2 separate regions of the Homo sapiens genome follow, and region 1 is linked to region 2. Evidence: chromatin loops called from intact Hi-C (ENCODE). Cell type or tissue: heart left ventricle. All regions are shown on one strand. Links, peaks and the distances in the headings refer to the core of each region. The heading gives the core; the rest is flanking DNA. Region 1 holds the start of LOC105370581 (a long non-coding RNA gene). Region 2 overlaps ADCK1 (aarF domain containing kinase 1).

What was found. Hi-C counts contacts between places; a loop is a spot of excess contacts. Peaks named below come from ENCODE experiments on the same cell type or tissue, not always from the same donor. Only the 100,000 strongest peaks of a DNase experiment are listed, where the experiment ranks them.
Region 1: it touches region 2 in a loop (2.1-fold over the local background); 6 of 110 quality-filtered maps call a loop at or near these places.

What each region holds. Positions count from the first base shown.
Region 1 is chr14:77,959,061-77,974,190 of GRCh38, reverse strand. It overlaps LOC105370581 (a long non-coding RNA gene), which reads right to left and starts at 8,029. Exons shown (of 3, transcript XR_944053.3): 1 at 7,916-8,029; 2 at 6,699-6,783; 3 at 6,126-6,318. In heart left ventricle, for the core only: no CTCF peak of the experiment used is centred there; a DNase peak (open chromatin) is centred at 7,960; H3K4me3 peaks cover 682 bases; H3K27me3 peaks cover 2,640 bases.
Region 2 is chr14:77,854,224-77,869,353 of GRCh38, reverse strand. ADCK1 (aarF domain containing kinase 1) reads right to left here. Exons shown (of 11, transcript NM_020421.4): 4 at 10,075-10,278. Among named protein-coding and RNA genes, the nearest start is that of ADCK1, 62 kb to the right of the region's middle. RefSeq lists an enhancer at 6,714-6,913. In heart left ventricle, for the core only: a CTCF peak has its summit at 6,967 (motif pointing left); a DNase peak (open chromatin) is centred at 6,993.

The DNA.
Region 1 (15,130 bases), core at 3,308-11,307, 110 kb before region 2:
CTTTTGCCCTGCCATTCTCTATCCAAAGTTTATACAACTGCAGAAGCCTTTTTTAAGTATTAGGTTGGTGCAAAAGTAATTGGAGTTTTTGCACCAACCGAATAACAAAATACAAAATTGCAAATAGTTATATGGAATGAGAAAAAAAATCACAACATATTGTAAATTTTAAAAAGCTGTAAGACTACAAACATCACAAAATCCAGGAAAAATAATGTTATATTTATTCAGCTGCTCAATATACCTTTATAATAGGGTTTTTTCCCACACTTTGGGGGTTATATTATCTTTGATCACTTTTTCACAGGACAAGATTTTGCAATATTATCTTCTGGAGAAGAAATAGAAAGACAATTGATGTTTTCCTCTAGCATAGCTTATTATTTTTATTATTGACAGCTGTTACGTATAAAACATATGAGACATTCATTGTTTATAGTATCGTGACAGGTTTGTGCCTTACAAATATAAGAATTCTGATAAACTCTATAATTCATGATGCCCATTTAAAAAACTGGTATATTTATAAGTGTATAAGCTAAACTACTGGGCATATTTCTCACAGGAAAAAGCTTCCATTTTGACTAGGCATCAATGAGTAGCAAATTGTCTACTTAGAATTTCACACAACTGATAAGTGGAAGAATATTACACAGACTGGTTTCCAGATCATGCATTTTAATCTCTTTCCTCCTCCACTACCAACATACTTCTGATGCTGTACATAGAACACATTCTTCTTGTGATCTGACCTCTCGCCCTGCGCTTTTGTGTCATAAAGCCAGGTGAGCTGGCACTGTAAGCAGTAGAGGTACTCATAGAACCATTCCTATGAGAGAATGACTAGCAAATAACCGCAAATTACAGAAACACCCGCCAAACACCGGCTAAATGCATCCCAGCTCAACTTCCTCTTAGCTGGATCCCAAAAATTCCCATGGCTCTTCCAATACAATCCAACATAAGGAAAGTACGATACAGGGAAAATTAGGGTAGAAACAGACAGCAGTCTTAATAGTTGCAGTTGAAATATACTTTCAACTTGCAAAGATGGTTACAAAAGCATACGACCATGTGATACTTTGCTAGGCCCTCCCAAGGCCATGGGAGAGGTTTCTAGAGGCAAGTGAGGGGCTTAGCAGCTTAAGCGCCATTACCCTGTGTTAGATGCCATTGGCCAGCAGGGTTCTACGTACAGTCTGGTCAGTCACTCATGCATGATTTGGAAGGTGGAAGGGAGGCAGAAGCCCTTCATCCACAGCAGCAGTAGTAGGTGTGGCTGGCTTCAGCAGACCTGAGATTGTGGAGTGGCAACTGGGCTCCATATTCCTCAGTTCATCACCTACTTTGGAGCTATAGGCTGTAAATCAGCTATGAGGATCCTGCAGCAGCTTTCACCTGTTTTTTGTTTGTTTGTTTGTTTGATTTAATGGAATTTCCATTTTAGCATTCAGGAAACAAAAGAGAAGAATACAATGAACACTCATGTACCATCCACCTGGTCTCAGCCATTGTTAATATTTGGCCATTTTTTGCCTTGTAACTGAATCATTTCTTAGTAAATTAAAAACATCATGACACTTCACCCCTAAATACTTCAACATGTATCTCCAAAACCTAGAGAAAAAATTCCAATTAACAATACCAGAATTATACCTAACAAAAATAGTAATAGTCCCCTAATATCATCCAAAACTCACTTTATATTCAAATTTCTACAATTGTCCTAAAAATGTCTTTTATAGCTTTTCTTTGGAACCAGAATCCAATAAGTTTCATACAGTGAGTTTATTTATTATGTCTCTTAAGTCTTGCCTAATATAGGACAATCCCCCTTCATCATTTTTTTAATGACATTGAGTCTTTGAAGACATCAGGCCCACTGTCATGTAGCATATCCCACATTCTAAATACATCTATTTTCTCATGCTCTCATTTAAGCAGTATTAGTATCTTCTACAAATTGAGGTAGATCTAATGGCTTGTTTTTTTTAAAGCCAGGTTTACTAAGGTAAAACTTAGGCATGGTAAACTTCATCCTTTTTAGTTTACAGTTTTATTTGTTTTGATAAATGCATATAGTCATGTAATCTAAAAACTTGGTTTAATTCAGATTTAATGCAATTGATCAAATACTTTAAATGATGCTATGAACTTCCTATTGGATTTCATATCACATCAGCAGGCACATAATGTCTAGTTGTCCTATTATTAATGATACTAATTTAGAACATTTAGTTCTTATAGCTTTCTGATCTCTGAATGTGCGTTGGTTTTCTATTGCTATGCAAAAAATTACTACAAACTTGGTGGCTTAAAGCAACACCTACTTATTAGCTCACAGTTCTATAGGTCAGAAGGCAGGCGCGGCATTGCTAGGTTCCCGCTTAGGCTATCATAAGGCTAAAATCTGGGTGTTGGCAGCTACATTTTCTTTTTTTTATTTTTTTGAGAGGGAGTTTCACTCTGTCAACCCGGCTGGAGTGCAGTGGCCCAATCATGGCTCATTGCAACCTCCGCCTCCCGGGTTCAAGCAATTCTCCTGCCTCAGCCTCCTGAGTAGCTGGGATTACAGGCATGCACCACCATGCCTGGCTAATTTTTGTATTTTTAGTAGAGACAGGGTTTCACCATGTTGACCAGGCTGGTCTCAAACTCCCGACCTCATGTAACCCGACCTCATGTGATCCACCCGCCTCCGCCTCCCGAAGTGCTGGGATTACAGGCATGAGACACCACGCCTGGCCTACATTTTCATTTGGAGCTCGGAGTCCTCTTCCAACCTCTTTAAGGTTGGAGGCAGAATTCGGTTCTGACTGATCTTAATTGTCAAGGGAAATTTTTTTTTTTTTTTTTGAGACTGAGTCTTGCTCTGTCGCCCAGGATGGAATGCAGTGGTGCTATCTCGGCTCACTGCAAGCTCCGCCTCCCGGGTTCACACCATTCTCCTGCCTCAGCCTCCCGAGTAGCTGGGACTACAGGCGCTTGCCACCACACCTGGCTAATATTTTCTATTTTTAGTAGAGACGGGGTTTCACCGTGGTAGCCAGGATGGTCTCAATCTCCTGACCTCGTGATCTGCCCGTCTCAGCCTCCCAAAGTGCTGGGATTACAGGCGTGAGCCACCGCACCCGGCCTGGTCAAGGGAAATTTTGACTGATGCTACTCAGTGGTGACTTGAGGGAGTACATCTGGAACCCAGAGGATTCTTTGGAATGCCTACTAGTACCTAGTGATGGTTAATTTTGTGTCAACTTGACTGAGCCAAGGGATGCCCAGATTAAATGTTATCTCTGGATGTGTCTCTGAGGGTGTTTCCGAGTGAGCACAGCACCGCCTTACCAGTCACCCTGGCCACAAAACTAGCAAGACTCTGACTCATCTCTTTATCTCAGCACCCCTCTCTCCCCATCCAATCCTCAGCAATCCATTGGCTCTACCTTTAAAATTCATCTAGAACATGATGTCCACAGCCCCACTATGGTCCCCAGCTTATTGTAGCAGCCTCCAACTGTCTTCCCTACTTTCATTCTCGTCACCTAAATCTACTCTTAACACAGCTGTTGGAATGATTTCCTTAAAGCATGTCATATCATGTCACTATGTGACATGTCCGATCACAGTCCTTCATTGGAATCTGATATTATAGTAACAGCCAGCTCTTGCAATGGCCTACAAAGCTCTCCAGAATCTGAGGGTTATGCCAGGTCCAGTCTCCAGTTACCATCTCCATGCTCATAAAAGAAAACAGGAAGAGCATACCAGGAGCGAAGCAAAGCGGTCTTCCAAGGGACTGAACCATGATAACAGAGAGAGCTCTCGGGGTAGGAGCAGCAGACTTGGTTTCTCATCCTTGCTATGCCACTAACTCTAAGGACCTTGAACTACTTATTGCCTGCTCCAAGCATCCCTTTCTTCATTGTGCAGAGAGACAGCTGGCTCACATAATCTCACAGGTTCCTTCCAGCTTGGAAATTCCACAATCGACAATCAAGGTGCCAACTCCATTAACAAGGGAGATAAGTGCATATCATAGACATACCTTTCCTGCCTAAAGTATCTGAGTTACCAGTACAATGTGTTAAAGGAAAAATAAACACATAACCAGTGCCTGCTAGAAAGGCCTTTTCTGGGAGAAGCAGAAGCTCTAAGAAAATTACTTAGAAAGGAGGAGTTATAAAGAGAACTGGGTGACTGAAAGGCTGTCCATAAAGGCTGGCACTACTCACCTCACAGATGTGTTTATAACCAGTGTGCTCATTCTTTTTGTGTAACAATTATGATAATGGCAAGCAAAAATGTAGACTCCACAACATGCCAGGGAAAAGGCTAGGAATAAACTTAATTCCTGAAAACCTAGATTTAGGAAGCCATGACGCTAAAAAGGCAGAGTTTCGTGCATATACACGGATCTATAAATAAGTTGAAGCTTGTGTTGGTTTATGGACACATCTGGCCATATGCCCGTGCTTAGGTGTACATGCCTATACACACATTCACATATTGGAGCCTGGCTCTTTAAAATGGGGGATAATGACACTGGAAATTATTCTAAGCTTTTCAGAGACATAAATGACCAAACTGCCTCCTGACTCCTGAATTACATTACCCAGAAAGAACTTAATAACATGGTATTATCACTTCTCCTCACTGACAGGATTTCAGGGCTGAAAAGACAAACAAGGAATGCGTTCATAATCACCAGCACAGTCACCTCTGCCGAGCTGCGACCACTGCTAATTCCAGGTAAATGCTTCAGGGTAGACGAAAGCCTAGAGCTGTAATGTAACTTGGTGCTTGGTAATTGTCGCTAGTTCAGCTGGGCCATCACCATCTGAGAAGGGGCCTCCGGGAGCTCATGGAGCCAACAGAGAGTCTCATGGGGTGAAGGGCAGTGAAGAGAGACTACATTATGGGAAACAAAATAGAATTTCTCAGTTCAACTGAGATAATGTAGGTGAAATTCCTTATAAACTGTAAAGTGCTCCACAAATGTGACTGTGAATGTGAGGGGATAGCATTAATGGGTGCTGTTTGTGTTCTCAGGGCTGCCATTTACAGCCGTAGACTGTGCACTGTTCAACTTCTGAGAATGTCATTAGTCTATGTGAATGATGCTCCCTGGAGTTGTGCATTGTGGCAGTCCTGTTGGTTGAAATGGGCCCAGCTGACTGATAAAGACCAATATGAGAGCTAATGTTCTTCTCCTGGACAATGCTTGAGCCTTAATGATGGACCATCCAGGAGATAGTCAACAGTTCTAACAGCAATTTGCCAGTGCTTTGGGAAGTTTGCTTCAGAGTAATTAAAAGGCAACTACAAACAAGATCATTGAGGGAAGGAGCCATATCTTATTCATATCTTAGTATCCCAGTCTTGCAATATGTTTGGTATGTGATGAATATTCAGAAAACATTTGTTGAATTTAAGATGAATAGTGAGTGGATGGTGCCAGGCACGGTGGTTCATGCCTGTAATCCTAACACTTTGGGAGGCCAAGTGAGAACTGCTTGAGCCCAGGAATTTGAGACCAGTCTGGGTAACGTTGGGAGACCCTATCTCTACAAAACAATTTTTTTTTTTTTGAGATGGAGTCTCGCTCTGTTGCCCAGGCTGGAACACAGTGGCGCGATCTTCGCTCACTGCAACTTCCGCCTCCTAGCTTCAAGCAATTCTCCTGCTTCAATCTCCTGAGTAGCTGGGACTACAGGCACCCACCACGATGCCTGGATAGTTTTTGTATTTTTAGTAGAGAAGGAGTTTCACCATGCTGGCCAGGCTGGTCTCGAACTCCTGACCTCGTGATCGGCCTGCCTCAGCCTCCCAAACTGCTGGGATTACAGGCGTGAGCCACCGCACCCAGCCTACAAAACATTTTTAAAAATTAGCCGGCCATGGTGACACACACCTGTAGTCTTAGCTATCCAGGAGGCTGAGACAAGAGGATCACTTGAGCCCAGGAGGACGAGACCGCTGTGAGCTGCTACGATCACGTAACTGCACTCCAGCTTGGGCAACAGGCTGAGACACTCTCTCCAAAAAAGGAAAAAAAACAAGAATGGATTGATATTGATATTGAATGAATGACTCCCTGGGGTCAGCTCCTGGAAAGAATAATTGGGTTGTGATCGTTGCAAAGAGCATGTTTATTTCAACAGGTACAACTGCATACTCTGCCCACGTCACCTTTTTCCATTAATAGGGTTATGGGAAGCCTTTTGTGAAGTCTTCTGTGAAGGGCCATCGACATGTCATGGTTTCAGCAAGAGTTTGTCCAGGATTTGTGATGTGTCTCATCCAGTGCTAGGTGCTGTGGGCCTGTGTGATGGTGATGGCAGTGGGGACAGCAAACAGAGCACAGGTTGTGGTCCTTGTCATCAAGGATCTTCCAATTCAGATGGTTTGGTCACATGTAAGTTCATATAAAAAGTAGAATAATGCTGCCAAGTGGTATGAACCCAAATACCATTGAACAGCAAAAATGGTGAGTGTTACCAGAGGCCATGGCAGAAAGCACAGGATGTCTCCTCTGCCACTTGTTATATGTTCATAAGAAATCTACTTATTTGTCTGAGCCTCTGTGTCCCAGTTTGTAAGACAGGTAATCATGTCTGCCACACAAGATACGGACTAAACTCTTTAGGACACAGGTCCTTAGACAGCAGATTGAAACAGATATTTAAAGTACATAACAGTACCTGACACATGGGAGAAGTTTCCAGAAGGTTGGTTCCTGTACAAGGATTTTTCAGTCACAAGTGCAGAATCCTAACTGATCACAACCTAAGCACAAAAGTGGGGTGGGGAGTGGGGGGACATGACTTATTGATTTATATAACCCCCAAAGTGCAACAATAAATAGGCTTCAGGCATAGCAGGATCCAGGAGCTCAAATGATGTCACCAGGGCTCTGCCTCTATTGCCATTTCTCACACAAGCCATTTCTCACACAAGCTAGAGGGGTAAGAATAGGCAGCAGCAACCTGAGTCCAGGTTAACCCCAGAAGGAGCTCCTCTTCCCAGAAATTGGGGGACGAAAGTCTCCAGGAGGTCTCTGATTGGTGCAAATAAGCTCATGCATCATCCCTTACCCAATCACTGTGGCCAGAGGAATTCGATGATCTGATGGGCAGGGCCTGAGTTCGGTTCCCACTCCTTTGTTGACGCGGGTGAGGGCAGTGGTAGGACCACCCAAACCATGTGGAATGAGTTTCTGAGTGGGAACAGGCTACCTAGTTCTTCTGTAAACTCAGAAGAAATTAATAAAAGTGAGAGCTGCTTGTTTCTCCGGGGTGAAAAATGGGAAAGCTCATATTTCCTTACAGAAACAAAAAATAGGCCGACTCACGGCTGTAATCCCAGCACTTTGGGAGGCCGAGGAAGGCGGATCACGAGGTCAGGAGTTCGAGACCAGCCTGACCAACATGGTGAAACCCCATCTCTACTAAAAATACAAAAATTAGCCAGTCGTGATAGCGGACGCCTGTAATCCCAGCTACTCAGGAGGCTGAGGCAGGAGAATTGCTTGAACCCAGGAGACGGAGGTTGCAGTGAGCCAAGATCGCGCCACTGCACTCCAGCCTTGGCGACAGAGCTACTCTCAAAAAATACATATATAGTATGCGAACGCGAACAGAGTGTGTACGTGTGTGTGTGTGTGTGTGTGTGTGTGTGTGTGTGTGTGTGTGTGTGTGTGTAGCTTCCCTAGGCTGACTAGGGGAGTGGTACCCGCTGGCCGGGCAAGCGGGACTTCCGCGACCCCAGGGAACAGGCAAAAAGCGCAAAGCGCAAAGCGGGGAGCGCATCCGGAGAGGGTCCCCGGAGGCCTGGGGTAGTCGGAGCTGAGCCCTCGTTAGAAGGAGGGCAGTGGCAGGCAAAGGGGAGGGAGGCAGGGACGCGCCCCGCCTGGCTGAACCTGGAGCCGGTGTCTGAGCGGCTATTCTGGACACGCACTGGGCAGGAACATCCTGGCGCCCAGAGGAGAGCAGGGCACCGACACCCAGCCGCTCGCGGTCAGAGCAGCCGGGCAGCCGACCGTGGCCGCCGGGAGGGGCTGAGCCAGGCGCCGGCACAGCCCGCGAAGCCTCCTTCCCTAACGTTCTGTTCCATTTTCTCGGTATTGAAAGTAAAAGGGCGGGGGCAGGGACGGAGGGCTGTTTACCTAACATCCTGTAACTGCGGCCTTGAGTAACCAAGCATTTAACGTCAGAGAGCAGGAGAGAGGGAAGGGGGAGAGAGAGGGAGCAGAGACAGAAATCAAGCATGGGCATAAAATGTGCCGTCACCATCATCACATTCAATCATTTACATGCATGTTTGTCCGGTGCATGCTATTTTTCTAAACTATATTTAGGACACAGGAGTTAGGAGAGCAAGCCCAGAGTGGGACTGCACACATCCCAGCCACCTCCTAGAGCGAGGTACTTAGCCTCTCTGTGCCTCAGTTTCCTCCTTGGTGAAATGAGGTACAGTAGTTGTGAAAATTAGAATGTCGTTTTTACAAAGTATGTTAAAGTACTTAGCACCTAACTATTATTATTATTGACTTTATGGTGCTATAGTCAGGAATTACCATCAACATGGTGCTACCTTTTCTGAGTTTATTTAACCAACTCAGGTATAGAAACACATTTTGGAATTTCTGTTTGTAAAAATATCTGCTGGGCTGAAATAGACACGTAGAAAACATGTCCTGTGATAAGGCTGAATTCTAAGATGGCCCCCCAAATCCCCACACTACTGCCCTCCCACCCCACCCCTACACATCTTGTATAATCACCTCATTTTCAATGTGGGCCAAACCTATGAATAGGATGGGATGTCACTCTGTGATTGGCTTATGTTACCCAGCAAAAGTGAAAAGATTTTGCTGCACAGTCGATTCGGAGTTCATCAAAGGAGATTATCTGGGTGGGCCTGGCTTAATCAGGTGAGAGGAACTGGGTCCTTCCTGAGGTTGGAGAGACCCTCTCCTGCTGGCCTCGAAGAAGCAGCCATGCTGTGAACTGCCTATGGAGGGGTCAGCATTTAGGAACTGAACGCTTCCAGCTGGGTGCAATGGCTCATGCCTGTAATCCCAGCACTTAGGCCAAGGCAGGTGGATCACCTGAGGTTGGAAGTTTGAGACCAGCCTGGCCAACCTGGTGAAATCCTGTCTCTACTAAAAATACAAAAATTTGCTGGGCATGGTGGCGCACGCCTGTAATCTCAGCTACTCGGGAGGCTGAGAGAGGAGAATTGCTTGACCCCAGTAGGCGGAGGTTGCAGTGAGCCAAGTTTGCGCCACTGCATTCCAGCCTGGACAACAGAGCAAGACTCTGTCTCAAAAAAATAAAGGGAACTGAACACCTCAATCCTACAACCACAAGGAAATGAACTCAGCCAACAATCTGAATGAGCTCAGAAGACAACCTGGCACCTCAGATAAGAGCACATCCAGTCAGCTTTGACTGCAGCCTTGTGAGACCCTCTCTGATCAGAGGACCCAACTAAGCTGTGCTCAAACTCCTGACCCACAGACACTGTAGACAGGTGTGTGCTATTTTAAGCCCCTGAGTTACTGCTAATTTGTTATATAGGCTGAGGCACACAGTTCACCTGAGGTCAGGAGTGCGAGACCAGCCTGGCCAATATGGTGAAACCTTGTCTCTACTAAACATACAAAAATTAGCTGGGCATGGTGGCACACACCTGTAGTCCCAGCTACTCAGGAGGCTGAGGTATGAGAATCCCTTAAACTCAGGAGGCGAAGGTTGCAGTGAGCTGAGATAGTGCCACTGAACTCCAGCCTGGGTGACAGAGCGAGACTCCATCTCAAAAGAAAATAGTATGCATTCTATATCTGCTTAAAAACTGTTTAAATTCTGCTTAAAGGGTGAGAGACAGAGAGAGGAAATATGAATAAAAACATGGCCATGTTTTCTTGTGATTGAAAACGTGAAGTATCATCCATTCAACAGGCATTTATTAAGCATCTACTTAGTACCTGCAAGGCAGTGGACTGGGAATTTAATCAGAATCTGAAACCAACACTGAGGCCAGGCATGGTGGTTCATGACTGTAATCCCAGCACTTTGGGACATCAAGGCAAGAGGATCTCTTGAGCCCAGGAGTTCAAGACCAACCTAGGCAACACAGGGAGACCCTGTGTCTAAAAAATATTTTAAAAATTAGGCAGGCATGGTGATGCATGCCTGTGGTCCCAACTACAAGGGAGGCTGAGGTGGGAGGATTACTTGAGCCCAGGACATTGAGGCTGCAGTGAGCCATGATCCTGCCACTGCACTGCACCCTGGGTGACAGAGCAAGAACCTGTCTAAAAAAAAAAAAGAAAAGAAACCAGAAAATGTTACTGATACTACCCAGAAGAATTAAAGGAAAAATTGTTGACATTGAAATATAAGGTCTCCTTAAATCATTCTTATCACAGCTTATATTTGTCAAGGATAAAGGTTTCTTTGAGGTAGGGAATGAATAACAATAATATTAATAGTAATAATAATAATAGCCAATCTAAAGTGTTTAGTTTGTACCAGGCAATGTGCTAAGCAGTTGAAGTGCCTCTTCTCATTCAGTCCTTATTCAAATAACACTAAGAGGGTAGAAAGTGGGGACCATTACTATTTTCATGTTATAGAGGAATAAAAAGGGCAAGTGATTTGCCCAAGGACTCATACAGCTGGTAGAAAGCAGAACCAGAATTTTAGTCCAGCTCTGTGTAGCAAATTCCATGCAAACATTTGTTGAACACCTATTATGTTTAAGATCCTATGCTAGATGCTGTGGGAGAATCAGAGAAGACTCAGATGTGGAACATAACCTCTTAGAGCTCCCTATCCACCGGAAGAGATAAGCACACGAATAACTAACACACAATGGAATGAAGTAAATGCGCTTCGACAGACACCCAGAGTGCAGGCATTTAGAGGAGAGCACAGGATAGGGGCCAAGGGTTTGGCCCTCTAAAGACTCGCTAAAAAATCAACTCATAAAAGGCAGATTAGCTGGTGAAAAGGCACACACATTTATTTAATGTGTGTACACAAGAGCCTTCAGAATGAAGACCCAAAGATACAGGGGAAATTGTTCATTTTTATGCTCAGGTTCAACAAAGTATGGACAGCCCCGTAGAAATATGATTGGACGAAAAGACTATGATCTAATGGTAATAAACACAGGGGAAACCCAGCAAGATCTGTCTATCTAGATGTTTCTTGGCCTCTCTGAGCCTGCATTTCTTCCTCTGGTTATGGGGTAAGGCCCTCTCTGGAATGAGACCTCTGGAATAATCTGCAGTCAAAAAACGTAAGTCACATAATTTCTTTATGACCAGTTTTTACACAGAACATTTCTAGGTTTTATGGCTGGCTTTCAAGAAAAAGTGTTCCGGTTTCTCTGACCCGCCTTGGGGAAGAGGGATTCTAGTTTCTATAGCTGGCCTGGAAGAGAATGGGATGGAGAGACAGGAGGGCAGGAGAACATCAGAGAAAACTTTTGCTTCTGAGGTTACTCCCAAGGCCTTCACTTTGCAGTACTGTTTTCTGAGCCCCAGTAACTGTCATACTCATTATTGGTGTGGGGAGAAGCGTGACAGGGAGTCAGGAATGGTTCCATGAAGCAGGTGGGATCTGAGGTAGCTTTGGCTGGTGGATAAGATGTAAACAGGCAGTGATTTGGAATAGGAAGGCCATGCACAGTTAAACGTATGGCAGGAGGACCAAGTAAGGCATATTCAGAAAGCATTGTTCAGATGAACCACCTGCTAAGCAGGATTTACGAGTGCCCACTCGGCTGGGTGCAGGGGCTGAGCACTTTGGGAGCCTGAGGCAGGCAGATCACTTGAGAACAGGATTTCGAGACCAGTCTGCCAACAAGGTGAAACCCCGTCTTTACTAAAAATACAAAAATTAGCCAGGCATGGTGGCACATGACTGTAATCCCAGCTACTTGGGAGGCTGAGGCAAGAGAATTGTTTGAACCCAGGAGGCAGAGGTTGCAGTGAGCCAAGATCACGCCACTGCACACTGCACTCCAGCCTGGGCAACAGGGTGAGACCCTGTGTCAAAAAAAAAAGAAAAAAACAGTGCCTACTAACCAACCCTTTGTATAATTAGATACTGCACGTACGGTAGAGGGAGCAGTTCAACAAAAGTATAAGTCATTTGGCCCTGCCAATGAAGACAACACAGCATAGAGGGGAGGAAAACAGAGGTTATCTCAGAGAGACCAGAGATAAGATCCTGGGTCCACTATTTAGTTGCAAGCCATACACTCTTGGACAGTAACAATTACTTGTAAAGCTGGGCTTCCTTCTATGTGAAATGGGAGGATGACGTTGAATCAGTGTATTGCAAAATGTCTAGCACAAAAGAGGGAAAGCAAACAAGTTTTCATCTCATCAGCCTGGACCAACCAGTCCAGGCTGCATGGAGCTCTAGGCTACATGGAGCTCTAAGGTAGATGGGATTCAGAATCTTTTGGTGTTTTTCCTTATTCTTGCTGTCATCTTAATGGATGCGTGCCATGATCAATTAGCGCTGTCTACTCAGAGCAAGGGGTAGACTGTGGTGTCACCTCTGCCACATATTTGGCAACAGGAGTAGAAGCTTTGAAAGTCCAATTTCCCTCTCCTTCCTTCCTAGAAGGCGCTGAGATATCAAAAGTTAAGTTACAACTAAGCGATTATAAAGATAAGACTAACACACACTATGGTTAGCAGACTACCAGACACAGCCGCTCTGTGTTTAACGCTCTGGCCAGACTGTATGTTAGGGCTGAAATTGGAGGTGGTCAGTAGTAGTGTGGACCAGAAAGTCTGAGATGACTTCATGGAGATGGGGTGTGAGGGATTGGACGGTGGAGGAATAGACCCCAGAAAGGGAGAACCGCATACCCAGAGGCCTAGAGGCAGGTCCATCTTTGGTGAATAAGGGAGGCAGCATGAAGATGGGCCTCATGGAGGGCAGGACGATCCCCGGGGAGTATTAGGAGGTGGACACTGGAGAAGTAGAGTGGACCATTTGGAGAGCCTTGAAATCAGGCCGAGATCTTAACTTGATGGGCAACAGGGATAGGAGTGAGGAATAGCACCATATTAGTTGGCTCAGGCTACCATGAGTCTGTGCTACCCACAGACTGGGTGGCTTAAGCAACAGAAATTTATTTTCTCACAGTTCTGGAGGCCAAAAGTCCAAGACCAAGGTGCCATTAGGGTTGGTGTGTGGTGAGGCCTCTCTTCTTGCAGGCAGCTGCCTTCTTACTGGGTCTTCTCAGGGTCTTTCTTCTGTGTGTGCTCAGAGACAGAGAGAGCTCTCTGATGTCTCTTTCTCTTCTTATAAAGATATCAGTCCTATCAGATGAGGGACCCACCCTTATGTCCTCATTTAACTTAAATTATGTCCCTAAAGATCCTATCTTCAAATATACTCACATAGGGTTAAGACCTCAGCATATGAATTTTGAAGGAACACAATTTAGTCCCTAATAGTCATATAGACTCTTTATTTTTTGGAAGGAATTGGACTTTTTAAATGGAAATATAGCTCAAATATGGCATTAAAGATACTTGCTCCAGGCCAAGTGCAGTGGCTAACGCCTATAATCCCAGCACTTTGGGAGGCCGAGGCAGGTGGATCATTTGAGGTCAGAAGTTCAAGACCAGCCTGGCCAACGTGGCAAAACCTCATCTGTACTAAAAATACAAAAATTAGCTGGGTGTGGTTGCTTGGGCCTGTAATTCCAGCTACTAGGGAGACTGAGGCAGGAAAATTGCATGAACCTGGAGGCGGAGGTTGCAGTGAACCGAGATCGTACCACTGCACTCCGGCATGGGTGACAGGAACAAGATTCCATCTAAAAAAAAAAAGATAAAAATATACTTGATTAAATTTTGGCATTTCTGGAATAGAGGGAAATATCTATGTTTAAAAAGACTTATATCGTATATTACATCTATCTGATGAGAAATAAACATGTATATAAAAGTTTCTAAGACCAGAAAGAAAAGTGCCTATGTTACAGTGAGGGAGATGGGGAGGTAAAAGATTATTTAAGGGGAAAAAAAATCAAGACCAAAGTATACCAAAATGATAATAGTCCATAACAATTAATTCAAATTCTACTGTAAGAGCTGTCCTTTCTCCTCCGTTTATTTCTTTGTTCAGTGTATTAGTCTGCTTTCATGCTGCTGATAAAGACATACCCAAGACTGGGCAATTTACAAAAGAAAGAGGTTTAATGGACTTACAGTTCCACGTGGCTGGCAAACCCTCACAATCACGGTGGAAGGCAAGGAGGAGCAAGTTACATTTTACATGGATGGCAGCAGGCAAAGAGAGAGAGATAGGTTGTGCAGGGGAATTCCTCTTTTTAAAACCATTAGATATTGTGAGACTTATTCACTATCACAAGAACAGCATGGGAAAGACTTGCCACCATGATTCAATTCCCTCCCACCAGGTCCCTCCCACAACATGTGGGAATTCAAGATGAGATCTGGGTGGGGGCACAGCCAAACCATATCATTCAGTTATTTATATCAGTACACACTCATGGACATGTATTTTATTCTACAAATTATAATCCAATACTGTCATTATTTACTTGGTTGTTCAGATTGACCACATCTAGCCATTGGGAGCTCCTTCATGTTGGCTTCTGTGTCCTATCAATGTGCCCCCATCACCTTATAGAGAACTTCTCACTATTTAGCATCACAATCTTGTTCCAGTCTTTTCTTAGAGTTTCCCTACCCCAGCCCTGGAATCACCCATTACTCTAAGAGGTACAGGGTTTTTTTTAACTGGAGAATGGTTTAGAAACCAGCATCTAGATATTAGCTGTGCTCATTGCTACTGGAATGTCATTGCTTCTAGACCTTATTAGCATAGTCAGAAAAAATATGTATATGTACATGTACCAATATCTATATACCTATTAACAACTATTAGTTAATATGGTTACCATCAATCAGTTTCAGGGCTCATTTTAGCATTCCCTTTTTTCATTTGTAATGTCTTTCTCTGACAGTAAGAAACCTGGCTTTCATTATCCACAATATATTTATTTATTTGTTCAATCCTACTAGCTTCAGCATCACTAACTCATATCCCCTTTGAAAAATAAATTTACT
Region 2 (15,130 bases), core at 3,927-11,926:
CAAGGAACAGCAGGGATTGCCAGCAAACCCCCCAGAAGCTAGGGCCGAGGCCTAGAACAGATCCTCCCTCGCGGCCTCAGAAGGAACCCACCCTGCTGATACCTTGATCTCAGACCTCTGGCCTCCAGAACTGTGAGACAATACATTTGTTGTTTAAGCCAGAGGTTTGCGGCTAGCCCGAGAAAACCAATACGCCATCCAACCAAAGCTCCCTGCCACTCCAGGCCAGCTTGTCGGCTCTCTGGGCATTGAATTACCTGTGGTCATTACTCACCACCAACTGCCAACCCTGTGTGCCCTCAGAATTCCCCTCCTCAAATCTTACCCACCCTTCAAGGACCAGTTCAAAGCCCAAACCCCCACCACCAGGAACCCGCCTCTGAACTTCCCCTGAACTTCCCAACCATCAGCCCCACAGCTGAGGGCTTAATTGTTCTCTAATTACTCCCTCTGTGCACGGTTCTGCCTGCTTGGCTTTGGAGGGAGGGGCACAGCTTTAACATTCTGTATATCCCCCGCTGCAGTGGCACATGGGTAAGAGAATAGCAGTTGCTCTACAAATCTGTATTCTCTAGGTAAGCAAACCAACAAGTGGTGGGTCCCAACCTTCCCGGGGTTAGTGAATGGGGCCACCATGGGTTGAGGCCTTTTATCTGCAGGAAGTGGGTATGGAACAATCCAGACACACCAGCCGATCAGAGGGCTTGGGCACGACCCTGAGCACTAGATCCCAACAAAGGGGAGGCACCCCACGTGCAGCCTGTGGACTGAGAGTGAACTGGTGAGCACATTAGTATAATCACCCCAAACCACTGGCAAGACAAAAGACTGGAAGAAGGACAAAAAGAACCATAGGATCCTGGACTTAGGAAAATATGGCTTCCTCAAAGTCCGCAGGAAACTACAAGGTCCCAAGGACAATGCAAGCTACGGAGGCCCACTGGGTGGCTCTGACAGCAAGCCCAGCCCGATTGCTCGATTGAGTGCTGCCCTCTCTTCCGGGCACTGAGCTTCCATCTGAAACAGAATAGTCCAGGAGAAAGAGCACTGGATCAGGAATCAGGAGACCTGGGTTCTAGTCCTGTTTCTACCACCAACCAGTTGTGTCATTAAGCAAGTGACTGCCCCTCTCTGAGCCTCAGTTTCCTCACCTGTGAAATGTGGGGGTCGCACTAAATGATTTATAAGCCCTCACAACCCATGAGTGATTCTCCCAGATAACTTTTGTCCAAAGCACTTGCCACTGAACAACAGAAGGTGAACAAACAGAGTCAGTATTTGTTAAACCTCAGGAAGATCGAGGCACCAGGCAAGGTGCTGGATACAAGATGAGGGTGCTGGTCTTAACTGCCAAATTTTGCTCTCGCAACAACTCGACACGTAACAAGCACAGCTGACAGTGAACTGGCATTTACCATTCACCAGGCAGTGCACTTTGGCTGGGCTATAGCATTCATTCCTCACCACAGCCCTATTCATGTGAAGGCTCTCTTATCATCCCTGTTTAAACATGAGGAAACCAAGGCTCAGCAAAATCACAAAACTTACCCAGGATGACATAGAACATGGTGACACCAGGATTCAAGGTGCAGGACACAGGCCGGGAGCAGGGCACAGACAGGGTACAGGCCTGCAGGAGGGCAGTGGTCACAGGGAGAAGGTCGGGCCAGATGGGGCATCAGCAGGAAGCACAAGCCAGGGCCACCTCGACCATTGCCTTGCCTCTCCCGCAGTGACTAACAGCAGGCCATCCGTCCGTGCTGACAGCAATGCTTCCTGCCATCCATCTCCCACTAGTTAAATTGCAATTTTATGGCCGAAATCTCTCTCATAATTGATAAAAATCTTCTTTTGATGTCAGCATTATTGGGGGGGAAATGGGTTTTTTTATTCTTCATTATGTTTTTAATACAAATGTATTTTTTATTGAGAGCTGCTGGGAAGGCAGGATGAGGCCCAGCTGGGAGGAGGCGATCCCACTCCCTGGCCCCTAGTCCTCCTGTACATGGCTTCATGGCCACCAGATCCTTCTGTTCCATTCCCAGAATATTCATTTGGTAGCCTTCTTGGGGACAGTCTGGGGAGACAAACCAGATGCCTGAACAAACAAAGGTGGTGCTCAGGACCAGGAGAAGCAAGTCTACAGACCGCCAAAGGTTTCCAGGTAGCTTTGGGCCCGTGATGCAGCCTGGGCTGCTAGAGGGTGAGCTGACCTCAGCTGGACCCTGCCAGCATGGGAGAATGGCACTCCAAGGGGCACAGCCAGGGCGCTCCAGGGGGCAGGAACCCCAGGGGCTGGTGTAGTACCTGGCACAGAGGAGGTGCTCAATAAATGCACATGAGTAAATAAGAGGAGGATGGGGAGAAGTTGGATCAGTGCTGGAAAGAAGCAAACAATATGAGAGCCTGGAGGCATCTCTCCCCTGCGGGGGCTGCAGGCACAGGTGGAGTCAGACCCCAGGGTAGGAGGGGCTCTCCTGCCCCGCTTCTGCTCTAACCACTTCCCTACTCCTAGTCCAGCCCAGGGCATGCTCAGCCCTGGATATAGCCCACACCCGGCCCCACCAGGACACTGTAAGGGAAGCTGAATCTGGCTGCCACCTTGCAAGTGAAGAGGGTTAGGTGAGTGGGTCCTAAATACAGCACAACCACCAACTCCATGACTACAGGCACCTGTGACTCCTTGTTGGCGATCTGGCCAGACTTCCACCTCCTCTCACCCCTCATCCATGGAATTAGCCCTGCCTGGAGACCAAGAGCACATACTTCAGAGTCCCTAATCCAGAGGAGAGCTGCCAAAGGGCCTTGGGAAACTGCAGCAATTAACCCTAACCAGCTGAGCTGCCCCCCAGGTAACCCCCCAAAGTGGGAGACAGAGCCCTAGAAACCCAGGCTGCCTGGGAGCCTGTGGGGATTTCTAAAAGTAGCGGGAAGAGGCTGACCAGATAGAGTGCTGGGTACTGATCAGGAAGAGGAAGAGAAAGGAGGATTATTCTAGCAAAACAGTACAGTCATGTGCCGCATAACAACATTTCGGTCAACAACGGACCACATATACAAAAGCGATCCATTATATTAATAATACCATATTTTTACTGAACCTTTTCTATGTTTAGACAGATAAATACGCACCATTGTGTTACAATTGCCTAGATTCAAGCCTCCCTCAGTCTCATATTCTGAAAAGAACAGGCTATACCATATACCCAAAGTATATTGTAGGCTGTCCCATCTAGGTTTGTGTAAGTACTCTATGATGTTCACACAGCAACAAAATCACCTAATGATGCATTTCTCAGAACATATCACCATCATTAAGCAACATATGACTGAATATGGGACAGAGAGCTGTACCAGTTATCAGAAAGCCCAGGTAAAGATGGAACTCTGCCATTTACGAGTCTCTCAGAACCCCAGTACCTGCTCATAAAAAGCACACAGCACAATACACAGAAAGAATTATTAACGTTTACTGCCCCTTGCCCTGCAGCAAGCTTGCACTAGATGCTCCACAATCATTAACTCAATCCATCCCCACAACAAGCCTAGGTGGCAGGTAGTGTTATGATTCCAATTTTAGAGATCGGGAAATGGAGGGACAGGACAGAGAGGTTAAGTAACATGCCCAAGGCCACAAAGCCAATATACCAACAGGCAGTTTGGCTCCTGTCTACCGCCAAGGCTCGCTATGAAGCTCCAGGCCGTGTGAAAGCAGACCGAGGGTACACATGTGAAATCCTGGCTGAGGGCCACATAGGGAATCATGATGGTTAATTTTACATGTCAACCTGGCTGGGCCACAGCACCCAGATACTGGGCCAAGCATTACTCTGGATGCTTCTGTGAGGGGTTTTGTTTTTGTTTTTGTTTTGATACGGGGTGTCACTCTGTCACCCAGGCTGGAGTGCAGTGGAGTGATCTTGCCTCACTGCAACCTCCACCTCCCGGGTTCAAGGGATTCTCCTGCCTCACCCTCCTGAGTAGCTGGGATTACAGGTGTGCACCACCACACTTGGCTAAATTTTGTATTTTTTTTAGTAGAGACGGAGGTTTCACCATGTTGCCCAGGCTGGTCTCGAACTCCTAACCTCAGGTGATCTGCCTGCCTCAGCCTCCCAAAGTGCTGGGATTACAGGCATAAGCCATCGCACTCAGCTGTGTGAGGGTATTTTTAGGTGACATTTACAGTTTGTTTGTTTGTTTTTTTAATTCAATTTTTTTAACTTTTTTTTTTAACAGAGATGGGGTCTCCCTATATTGCCCAGGTTTGTCTCGAACTCCTGTGCACAAGCAATCCTCCCATCTCAGCCTCCCAAAGTGCTGGGATTACAGGCATGAGCCACTGTGCCCAGCCAAGATTTACAGTTATATTAGTGGACTTTGAATAAAACAGATTACTCTCCATAGCATGAGTGGGCCTCATGCAATCAGATAAGGGTCTGAACAGAACATAGACTGACCTTCCCCAAGCAAGAAGGAATTCTGCCAGCAGGTAACCTTCAAACAGCCTTCAGACTTGAACTGCACCATCGGTTCTTCCTGGGTCTCCAGCCTGCTGGGCCACTCTGCAGATTTTGGACTTCCCAGCCTCTATAACCCACATCAGCCAATTCCTTAACATCAATCAGTCTCTCTCTCTCTCTCTAGCTCTAAATACACACACACAAGCAAACATGCATGCACAAACACACATACACACACACACACACACACACACATTCATATCCTATTGGTTCTGTTTCTCTAGAGAGCCCTGAGTTACACAGGAATGAAATCCAGCCCAGCTCTGGCCAACCTGCCATAGCCTGGAGGAAGAGATGCAAAAAGAGGGCACCTTTTACCCCCTCCCATCAAGTTCTCCATGGGACAACAGAGGTGCTGTGTGCCCCTCGCCCAGGCAGGCCTTCTCCTGCCTCATCTCTCCACTTCTGCCTTGTTCATGCTGGTCCTTGCGCCTACAGTGCCTGCTCTCTGCCTCTACCACCAACAAGTTGGATAAACAGTTTATATTCTTGGAGGAAAGGCTTCTTTATCTCTTTTCTGAACATTTGCTTAAACCTTGAGCAAACAAGACAAGCTGCCCTCCCACTGCACCCACAGGCTCTTACAAAACAACTGGATATGAATTATTCTACCCGTTGCACAACGGTACCCCTGCACCTTCTCTCTCCTTCATTCTCATTGAAACTCCAGTCAGATGGTGCATCAAGAACACAGAGCACCTGCAGCATACGCTTGTCCCTACGTACTATGGGGAGCTGTAAAATAAGTTCCCCTGGGAGGAAAGACCAGGGGGTGAAAAACTGATAAAAACAAATTTCAGAGTACAAAAGCCAAACCACACCACCCAGACACCAATATAAGCATTGCCCCTAACAGAGGTATTTCTGTGCTCCATGCCAGCAGCTGGCCTCATTTCCTTCAGTTTCTCATGGGATTTCAGAGGTGGACAGAACCTTATCTGATATAACTATATTCTAGGACAGAACTGGACCATTTCTTTTTTTTTTTCTTTTTGAGACAGAGTCTCACTCTCTTGACCAGGCTGGAGTCCAATAGCCTGATCTCAGCTCACTGCAACCTCCGCCTCCTGGGTTCAAGTGATTCTCCTGCCACAGCCTTCCAAGTAGCTTGGATGACAAGCGCCCACCACCACACCCAGCTAATTTTTCTATTTTTAGTAGAGACAGGGTTTCCCCATGTTGGCCAGGCTGGTCTCGAACTCTTGACCTCAAGTGATCCACCCACCTCAGCCTCCCAAAGTGCTGGGATTACAGGCATGAGCCACCACGCACGGCTTGGACCATTTCTTGAAATAGGCTGTAACAAGATCTGACTTGTCTGTATGTCATGGGGGCAGGTATAGATGTGTGTGTGTGTGTGTGCGTGTGTGTATGTGTGTGCATGACCAAAGATAACAGCATAGTGTGGCTGACAATTCAAAGATCATCCCTTAATTTCCACGATAACTCTATCCCCAAGCTTCCCACCCACTTCAAACCTCCCCATCTATATCTTCCTCCACTTTTCAAAGATGACCTCATCTCCCACATTACTAAATATTCAGCCTATTAGGCAAATTCCTTCAACCACCCGACCACATGCCCCACCCCACTCCGTATATCTCAGTCTCTTCGTCCTTCTTTTGATCAGGTCCCTCCCCAAGTCCTCCTCTCCCTCAGACTCACATTCTGAAAAGAACATTCTAGGCCCTTCATAATGTGACCTCAGCCCCAATCCTACAACCTCTGCTCCACTATTCACCGGCTGAACGCCACATTGTAATCAACAAGACCTCACTGTTCACCTCCATGCTTTATGCTTTCCTGTCCCTGCACCTCTGCTGAACCCAGCTTATTAATCAGTAATCACTTCCTCCAACATCCACCTCCTCCAATTCCATCCATCTCTAAGGGGCTGGGTCAGAGGCCACCTGCTTCAGAAAGCCTCCATCTGCCCAAGGCAACCTCTCTCTCCTCTGCAAGCTCGTTGGGCACTATGTGGCCATGTATTACCATGATGAGTGAACCTCCCATGACCCTGGACTGTGAGGACTGGAATGAGGTCGTACCCATCCCTGGCTACACCCAAATGTCCGGCACTGTCCTTTTTCACTAAATGCCAACCGCGTAGACCAGCAGGAGAGAGAAGGAATGAAGGAAAAGGTGCTGAAGCACAGAATCACTGGCCATCAGAGACTGCGGAGCATCAGAGAACTCCTAACTCCAATACCACGTCCTCCAACATGGAGTCAAGGGCTGAGGCACCCAGGGTGGTCAACAGCCTCGTGGCTGAGGCTATGCATGCCCATTCAGGGTGTAGAGATGTCAGCCTGCGTTCCTTCAACAGCACGAACCATGCCCAAGAGCAGAAAGACCCCCAGTCTCATCCACCTGGTCAGGGATCCCCCCACAAAGAGAAGGGCCAGGTCTTTACAACCATCCCTGACTTGCAAGCTCAGGCGCCATCTGCTGGCCAAGGTCAGCACTGCATCTGGACCCACAGCCCCAAGGGCAGTCAAGGGGACCAAGGCTGGGACCACCCCTGACCCAGTCCAGAACGAGGTCACTTTTGAGGAGGCAGAAACGACCCCACCTCCCAGAGGCTGGGCTCCTGATTGCTTCCTGGAACCTGTCTTTCAGGATATAAGCCTAACAACCAAATAAAGGAAAAAAAGTAAGTTTCTTTCTGGTAATACTAGCTGAGAAACTTCCAAGATACACACAGACACACACACAACTGCTTTTTTTCCTGCCAAACAGAAGCTGTTATGTAGGGGACGAATCACCAGCCTGGGAATTAGAGGACATGAGGTCTCATCCCATTGCTTGTCACCAGCCCTCCCTTAGCAATGTGGCCCCAGCGCACTCCCTGCCTGAGCCAATGCTATGCAAGGAGAGTGCCCCTTCGAGTGCCCTCACCTCTGCACTGATGGTGCCAGCTGATGTGCAGAAATTCTGGCTGATCCAGAAATGCATATGAACCGTGGGGTCCAGAAGTACTGCACCCTCAATCTTACCCCCACACCTATGCTGGGAATGCCCCACAGGGCCGGGCCCCACCTGCCTGCAACAGGGATGGGTCTGAGGACATAGTGACCTCTAACACTGCTGTTGACCATCCAAGCACCTCCCTCACCACACCACCGCTCTCTACAGTCTGAGCTTTAGGAGCACTTATGGAATCTCTGAGCTCAAGGTAACCTCAAAGCCTATCCGAGGACTGGGACCTAGGAAGGTGGTGAGGCATAACTGACAGCCTCTTTTAAGCCAGGGATGAAATGGAGCTTTCTGCAGAAGGTCTTAGGGCTGGCATGGAGCTGAGGATGAGTGGGGCCCACTCAAGCATCCTGGAGGCGAGACTGCTCCCCGAGAAGTGTCATGGGAGGGGCTGGAGGAGGCTGGAAATGCCAAGTGAGTGACATTACCCCGCCCTCACACCCCCACACGCACCCACCCTTCTTCCCACATGGCCCCGCTCCCCTCCCTCCACCCACACACTGGGAAAGTGTGTCACCAGGGAACAAATGCCATCTTCCAAGGGGGAGGAGGAGGAAGAGGGCAGGGAAGACAGAGTGTGTGCCTGTGGGGCCCTGGTAAGAACCCAGAGGGCTCTGAAGAAGCTCCCCAGCTGCGAGGGACACCCCTCAGAACCATGACATGGACAGTAGCCCATTTCCTCAGGGGTCTAAAGAAGCATTGTGGGGGCAGGAGCCACATGGCCACTGTGCTCAGGGCTAATCGGCAGGGGGTGGAGGGGACTGGAGAAGGGGCCCTGAAGATCAGGCGACGTCTTCCAACCCCAAACATTCTTTAGCCAGCTGGGTGGGCCACCATGACTGCTGACACTCCAAACTTCCCTCACTCCACCCTGGCTTGGGGACAGCCACTAACCTGCCCTTGTCCCACCTCCCTCCCCAGCTCTCCAGACAAGTCAGCCTCCAAGGGTTAACCTGCTGCCTCCTGCTCCTTGTTTCCACCCCCAGAGAGCTGCCACACGCCAGCAATGATGCACTTCACACTGTTATTACCGTGATTTATTTAGTTTTAATTTGGGGGTGAATCTCGTGCTGTTAGAAGCTGGGGGCCAAGAGTCTTGGCAAGAGGCAAAGCCATGAGTGGGCCAGCACTATGCCAATTCAGTCCCCTCTGCCTGGGGTCCCTCTCTCCTGACCCTGCTCCTCCCAGCTTGCAGCCTGCTCCCTGACTCCAGCCACAGTTCGGGTTTACCTTTCACTCAATGTCTCTCCCTTTGGAGGACATGTTCCTCAGTGGCAGAGGAGTCAGAGATGTTTCTATGTTCACCTGCTGTATGATCCAACCCCCGCTCCAGGCCAGGATATCACTGAGAAGTGGGACACCTTTGAATGGATGCTGCGTACCTGGGGCCAGCTCCACATTAAGGGACCAATAGTCAGTGCCAGCTCCCTGTAAAAAGGGAACCACTGGTCTTTATCAAACCTCTGCCCTACTCTCCTGGCCCTGCGCCAAGTAGCCTAACAACACTATTTCTAGTTCATCCATTGGCTCTTTAAGCAGACCCAGGGCACCTGCTAGGTACTGTTCCAGAGCTGTAAATACAGAGTAAAAGGACTGTCATGGTCTTCATCCTCAAAGACTATGACTTGCAGGGAAATCCTTAGACACAACTAATCAAGCCACAAGTTGCACAAGTGCAGGGAGCAAAGTTCTGCAGAGCCCAAAGGAGGGATAAGATCGGTCAAGGGAGGGTCACAGAAGACTTCCTAGAAGAGCTGGGGTTTGGACGGGAAACCCAGCACCTAGCACCCTGCCTGGGATTTGCTAGCTGGGTGGACAGATAGGCAGATGGCCTGAAGTCACTTGACAAGTAGAGAATGAAGCAAAGACATCAGGCAGATGGTAGACCACGGCACAAGCACTGAGGACTAAGACAACACAGTGAGTTTGAGACAGGTAGCACAATGGGACCAGAGCGTAGGGAAACAACAACCACAATAGTATAGAACACCATTACTATACAAATAATAGCTAATATTTGTTGAGCACTTGCTCTACATCAGGTACTATACTAAGCACCTTCTATTCATTATCCCGTGTAATCTGCACAGCAACCTTATGTGGTGGGCTATAGATAAGGAAAGTGAGGTGCCAAGATCAATCATTTGTGCAAGGTCCAAGCTCTTGGCTCTAGAGTCTAAACCACAGTGTCACTCTGCCCCACCAACTTACAGACAGGTAGGTTGAAACCAGATGGGATGGGGCTTCAAAGCCCTACTGAGGATAAAGCTTCAATAAGGCCTTAAACCTTCAGTAAGTGACATTTATTATTAGGTTGAACCATATGAATGATATATAGGTTTCAGGTCAATAACAGTCTCATATGAACTATTTCATATGGTTGAACTGGTATGTTTCACTGAGGGCCACTGAGATTCCTTCTAACCTCTTTGATTTCAGCACTGAGAGTGGCTGTGACATTTGGTTTTGTGTCACTGGTGGATCCCCAGCACCCTGGTCGAGGCTGCAAGAATTCAGCCGGGGCCTTTTCTGAAGCATCCCAACCAAGGCCCATCCCCCCTGCAAAGGTGGGTACCTCCTTGCCCAGATCTTCTCGGATGACCTGGCGGATCTCTTGCATGCTGCTCTGTGGAGCCTGGCTGTGCAGTACCTTCAGCGTGCTGGTGTACTCCTCTGGCAACAGGTAGTCCAGAGCCCCCAGGTGCTGGCCCACCTTGATGAAGGTGCCCCGGTTGGCACAGCAGAGCTCACAGAGACGCCTGGCAGAGCGAAGGTGCACCTGCAGGAAGACAGGCCAGGACCAGAGAGGTGTGAGTGCAGACTGTTCCCTACACCTTGTTCCCTTCACCTTCCTGCTCTGCTTGAAAACCCTCATTACCCCACAATGCCCAGGGCAGATGCATGCACACACACGCACACACACACACCTTTTCCCTTGGTGTCCAGCTTCCTGGTACACGGGGCAGTCAACTCCAACCTCATACAGAGGCCGCCCTTCAAACACGGCCCAGTGCTTCCTATCTCCTCCTCTTCATCAAAACTTACCTAGTCTGGGTCCCACTCCCTAGAAATAAGCATTCAAGGCTTTTAACCAAGTCTAACCTACTAATGACTCATTCAAGGGACACAGAGTTAAAGTATTTGCCACCCACCCCTCAGACATACCAATTATGCTTTGTTTGTTTGGATTGCTACGTTTTATAAAACATGGTCATATGTATGGTATCTTTTAATCTTCACAGCACCTCAGGGAAGCAAGTTTTGGTATCTTTAAAGAAGATAAACTCCGTCGTTTTGTTGCTAAGGAAATCACTAGGCCAGGCGCGGTGGCTCACGCTTGTAATCCCAACACTTTGGGAGGCCAAGGCAGGTGGATCATGAGGTCAGGAGTTCAAGACCAGCCTGGCCAAGATGGTGAAACCCCATATCTACTAAAAATACAAAAAAAAAATTATCCAGGCATGGTGGCGGGCACCTGTAATCCCAGCTACTTGGGAGGCTAAGGCAGAGAATTGCTTGAACCCAGGAGGCGGAGGTTGCAGTGAGCCGAGATCATACCACTGCACTCTAGCCTGGGCAACAGAGCGAGACTCTGTCTCAAAAAAGAAAGAAAGAAATCACTAATAAATATCAAAGGAAGGTCTAGAAAACACTCCAAAATCTAGGGCTCTTTAGTGCAGCAAACTTTAGCAGGGGTCTCCTATTAACTGGAGGAGTCACTGTAGTGGGGGGTATGAGGCACATGGAGAAGGCATCTGGGCAGGTTGCCTAGGACAGAGTAGCCTTAATTAACATCCGGATGCTCACCGGTCCTTCCAGAGTTGGGAGGTGGCCCCATCTGCCGCCAGGCTGCATATCCACAGTCATCCCCCCTGCCCAGTTGAGGGCCTTGGTACTATGAAGGTCCTACCTTCTAGGAGCTAAAGCCTCTGAGGCAGGATGGGGCCATGGGCACATGCAGAAGACAAGGGACCCCAGTACCCTGTGGGGACCTGGTACCTGCCTCCTCCCATCTCAGTCAACCAAGAGAGTGAACCACGAGGATGGACTTATACTCTTCAGTGCCACGTAGGACGCTGATGTAATAACACATATTGGGGGCCATAAAATCATGCGAGGAGTTAAATAACAGTTGACAACAAAGGTGGAAAAAGCATTCAAAGATCCTGTATAATTAGTTGCCAAGTGAACCACACAGGAAATTTAGAAATTAAGAAGTTTTTTTGTTTTCGTTTTTGTTTTAGCTCCCACATGTAAGAGAGAACATGTGATATTGGAAGTAGAGAGTGGAAAAACAGATAACAAACCAGCCAGTATGGGTGTTGGGCAGGCAGAGGATGAAGAGAAGTGGATTAAAGGGTACAAACATAAAGTAAACTTGAAAGGATAAATTCAATGTTTGATAGCAGAGGAGAATGACTATATTTAGAAAACTGTATTGTACTCAGGTGATAGCTACCCTAAATACCCTGACTTAATCACCACACATTATAAATGTGTAACAATTTCCCATGTACCCCATAAATTTGCACAATTTTTTTTGAGAAAGGGTCTCACTGTGTCTCCCAGAGTGAAGTACAGTGGCATAATCATGGCTCACAGCAGTCTCCATCTCCCAGGCTCAAGCAATCCACCCACCTCGGCCTCCCAAAGTGCTGGGATTACCATCATGAGCCACCACGCCCAGATCGCTGCTGCTCAGAAGAGACTGCTGCAGCCCTGAACACCCTCAACCCAGCAGCCAGAGGGCCCATCCGCCCACCTCCCGACACAGCAGAGGGGCTGTCTCAGACTCCAGGCACTAGCAGGCCATCCTTAGGCCTGCAGGGGCCTGTCCACTTCAAGCTTTGCTAGACTTTTTTTTTTTTGGAGACACCCAGGCTGGAGTGCAGTGGTGCAGTCTCGGCTCACTGCAACCTCCATCTCCCAGATACAAGCGATTCTCCTACCTCAGCCTCCTGAGTAACTAATTACAGGCGCATACCACCACACCCGGATAATTTTTGTATTTTTAGCAGAGATGAGGTTTCACCATGTTGGCCAGGCTGGTCTTGAACTCCTGACCTCAAGTAATCCACTCGCCGTGGCCTCCCAAAGTGCTAGGATTATGTAATGAGTTTTAACCTGCCTCATATTAATTAAAAGCATTGTCACAGCCAGCTTGGTTTGGGGTTTGGGAGGGAGGCAGTGAATAGCTAATAAGATCAACTCAGTGTTGATTAGTTATTGATTAGGTCAGATGGAGTCAAAGCCCAAGGAGGGCAATCCTTTACCATATCTAAAGCCCCAAGAGCAGGGGCCCTAGTCCCCAAGCTAGGCAGAAAGGTATCAATGTCACACTGAATCCATGGGACTCCCCTTCAGAACTGGGCAATATCTCCAATGGGGCTTAGGGGTGTGTAAGTGTCAGAGTGGAAAGAGACCATCAGACAGTCATACATACACACCCCACACACAGAGAGACAGGCAGACATGGAAAGAGAAGGCAACAGACCCCAAACTGACCTTTGATTAATTCTTCTAGTCAGAAACTTAAGCCCTAAAGGAATGAAACATTAACAGTGTTATCTCTGGGCTGTGAAATTATAAGAGTATTTTTTTCTTCTATATAAGTTTTTCTGTATTTCCCAAATTTCTTTTTTCTGGACACAGAATCTTGCTCTGTCGCCCAGGCTGGAGTGCAATGGCGTGATCTCGGCTCACTGTAGCCTCTGCTTTCCGGGTTCAAGTGATTCTCCTGCCTCAGCCTCCTGAGTAGCTGGGATTACAGGGGCCCGCGACCACGCCTAGCTAATTTTTGTATTTTTAGTAGAGAAGGGGTTTCACTATGTTGCCCAGGCTGGTATCGAACTCCTGAGCTCAAGTGATCCACCCACCTTGGCGGGTGTAATCCCAAAGTGTTGGGATTACAGGCATGAGCCACTACACCTGACCTGTATTTCCCAAATTTCTTATGAATAATAAATATTATGATAATGGGGGAAATTTTTTTATCATCCCTTTTCAGCATCTTCTGAAAATGGAAAGTCCAGCTGATTACTTTTTTCAGCTCTAAATGGACAAGATTCTGCCACGCAGACTAGACCAGCTTTGATTAGAGAGAATCCAGCATCTCTTTCCTAATTTGGCAGGGTCCCATGGCACACATGTGTACTGTCCATCAGAAAAATGAAATTGTAACCCCTCATCCCCAAGAAATCAGGCCCACACTGTCCGCAAGGTCTCTTTTCTAGATGCTAATCTTTACGTTGTCATTTAGACAGCAAAGTAAAGCTCATCATGTCTTAGGGGAAAAAACAAGTTGCAGTTTGTAAACATATTAACAGAGTTTAACCTCAGACTGAACCCCACCCTGACCACACATGGGATAGTTCTGCAGTTAAGAACACAGGACTTCAGAGTGTCTCAGGCTACATCCCAATTTCACCACATAGAAGCTGGTGGACTTGGGCAAGTTACATAACCTTCCCCTACTTCAGTCTTCACATCTATAAAAGTAAGATAATAATAGTACCTACACCTCATAGGGCTGCTACGAAGATTACATGGGGTATCCATTTAGCCAGGGCTAGTGTTTCCATACTTACTACAAGGGGATTGGGATTTGTTTCAATCACGCATGGTAAGACACACAAACACAGAAATGATTACCATGAAAGCAGAAGCCTTTACTCACAAGTCTCTAGAAATAGACGGCATGATGGCATGCCATGCCAGGCCACGTGGGGAAAGAAGCACCAGAGTCAAAGGCAGAGGGGGAAAGCAGGAAAATGTGGACAAGAGTCTTTGCTGCTATTCCATGCGAAGGAAAGGTCAAGGCAGGGTAAACAGGATTAGGACTGGTTAGTTGGCATGGGAGCTCTCCCTACTTGTCTACTACCTAATGATGGGGCAATTAGGGCAGAAGAATAGTAGTCCAGAGTTCAAGAGCCTAATAAAGTAGGTGGTTGTGAGGTAGGGCTCTGAATTTGTTGATTTGCATATGAAAAGCACACTCCTGTGAGTGGGTGGCTGACGCCTGTAATCCCAGCACTTTGGGGAGCCAATGCAGGTGGATCACCTGAGGTCAGGAGTCCAAGACCAGCTTGGCCAACATGGTGAAACCCCGCCTCTACTAAAAATATAAAAAAATTAGCTGGGCATGGAGGAGGGCACCTGCAATCTCAGCTACTCAGGAGCCTGAGGCACAAGAATCACTTGAATCCAGGAGGCGGAGGTTGTAGTGAACCAAGATCACACCACTACACTCCAGCCTGGATGACAGAGTGAGACTCCATCTCAAAAAAAAAAAAAAAAAAAGCCCACTCCGAAGAGAGCTGCTACCTCTCTAAGAATTAGTTGACCCTGGGAGGAGCGGTCCCTCCAATGCCAGCAAAACTTCAAGATGTCAAAGCACCAGAAAATATAGAAAATAAAAAACAGGATTAATCCAATACTCTAACTATACTCCCTTGGGGATCTCATCCAGTATCATGGCTGTAAATACCATCTGCACATTGATACACACAAATGTGTATCTCCTTCCCAGACCTCTCCTCTTACTGGAGCTTGCTGATTACAACTGCCTCTCTAACATCAATTACTCCAATATCCAACAGGCTCTTCAAACTTAGCCTGACTTTCCCACCACT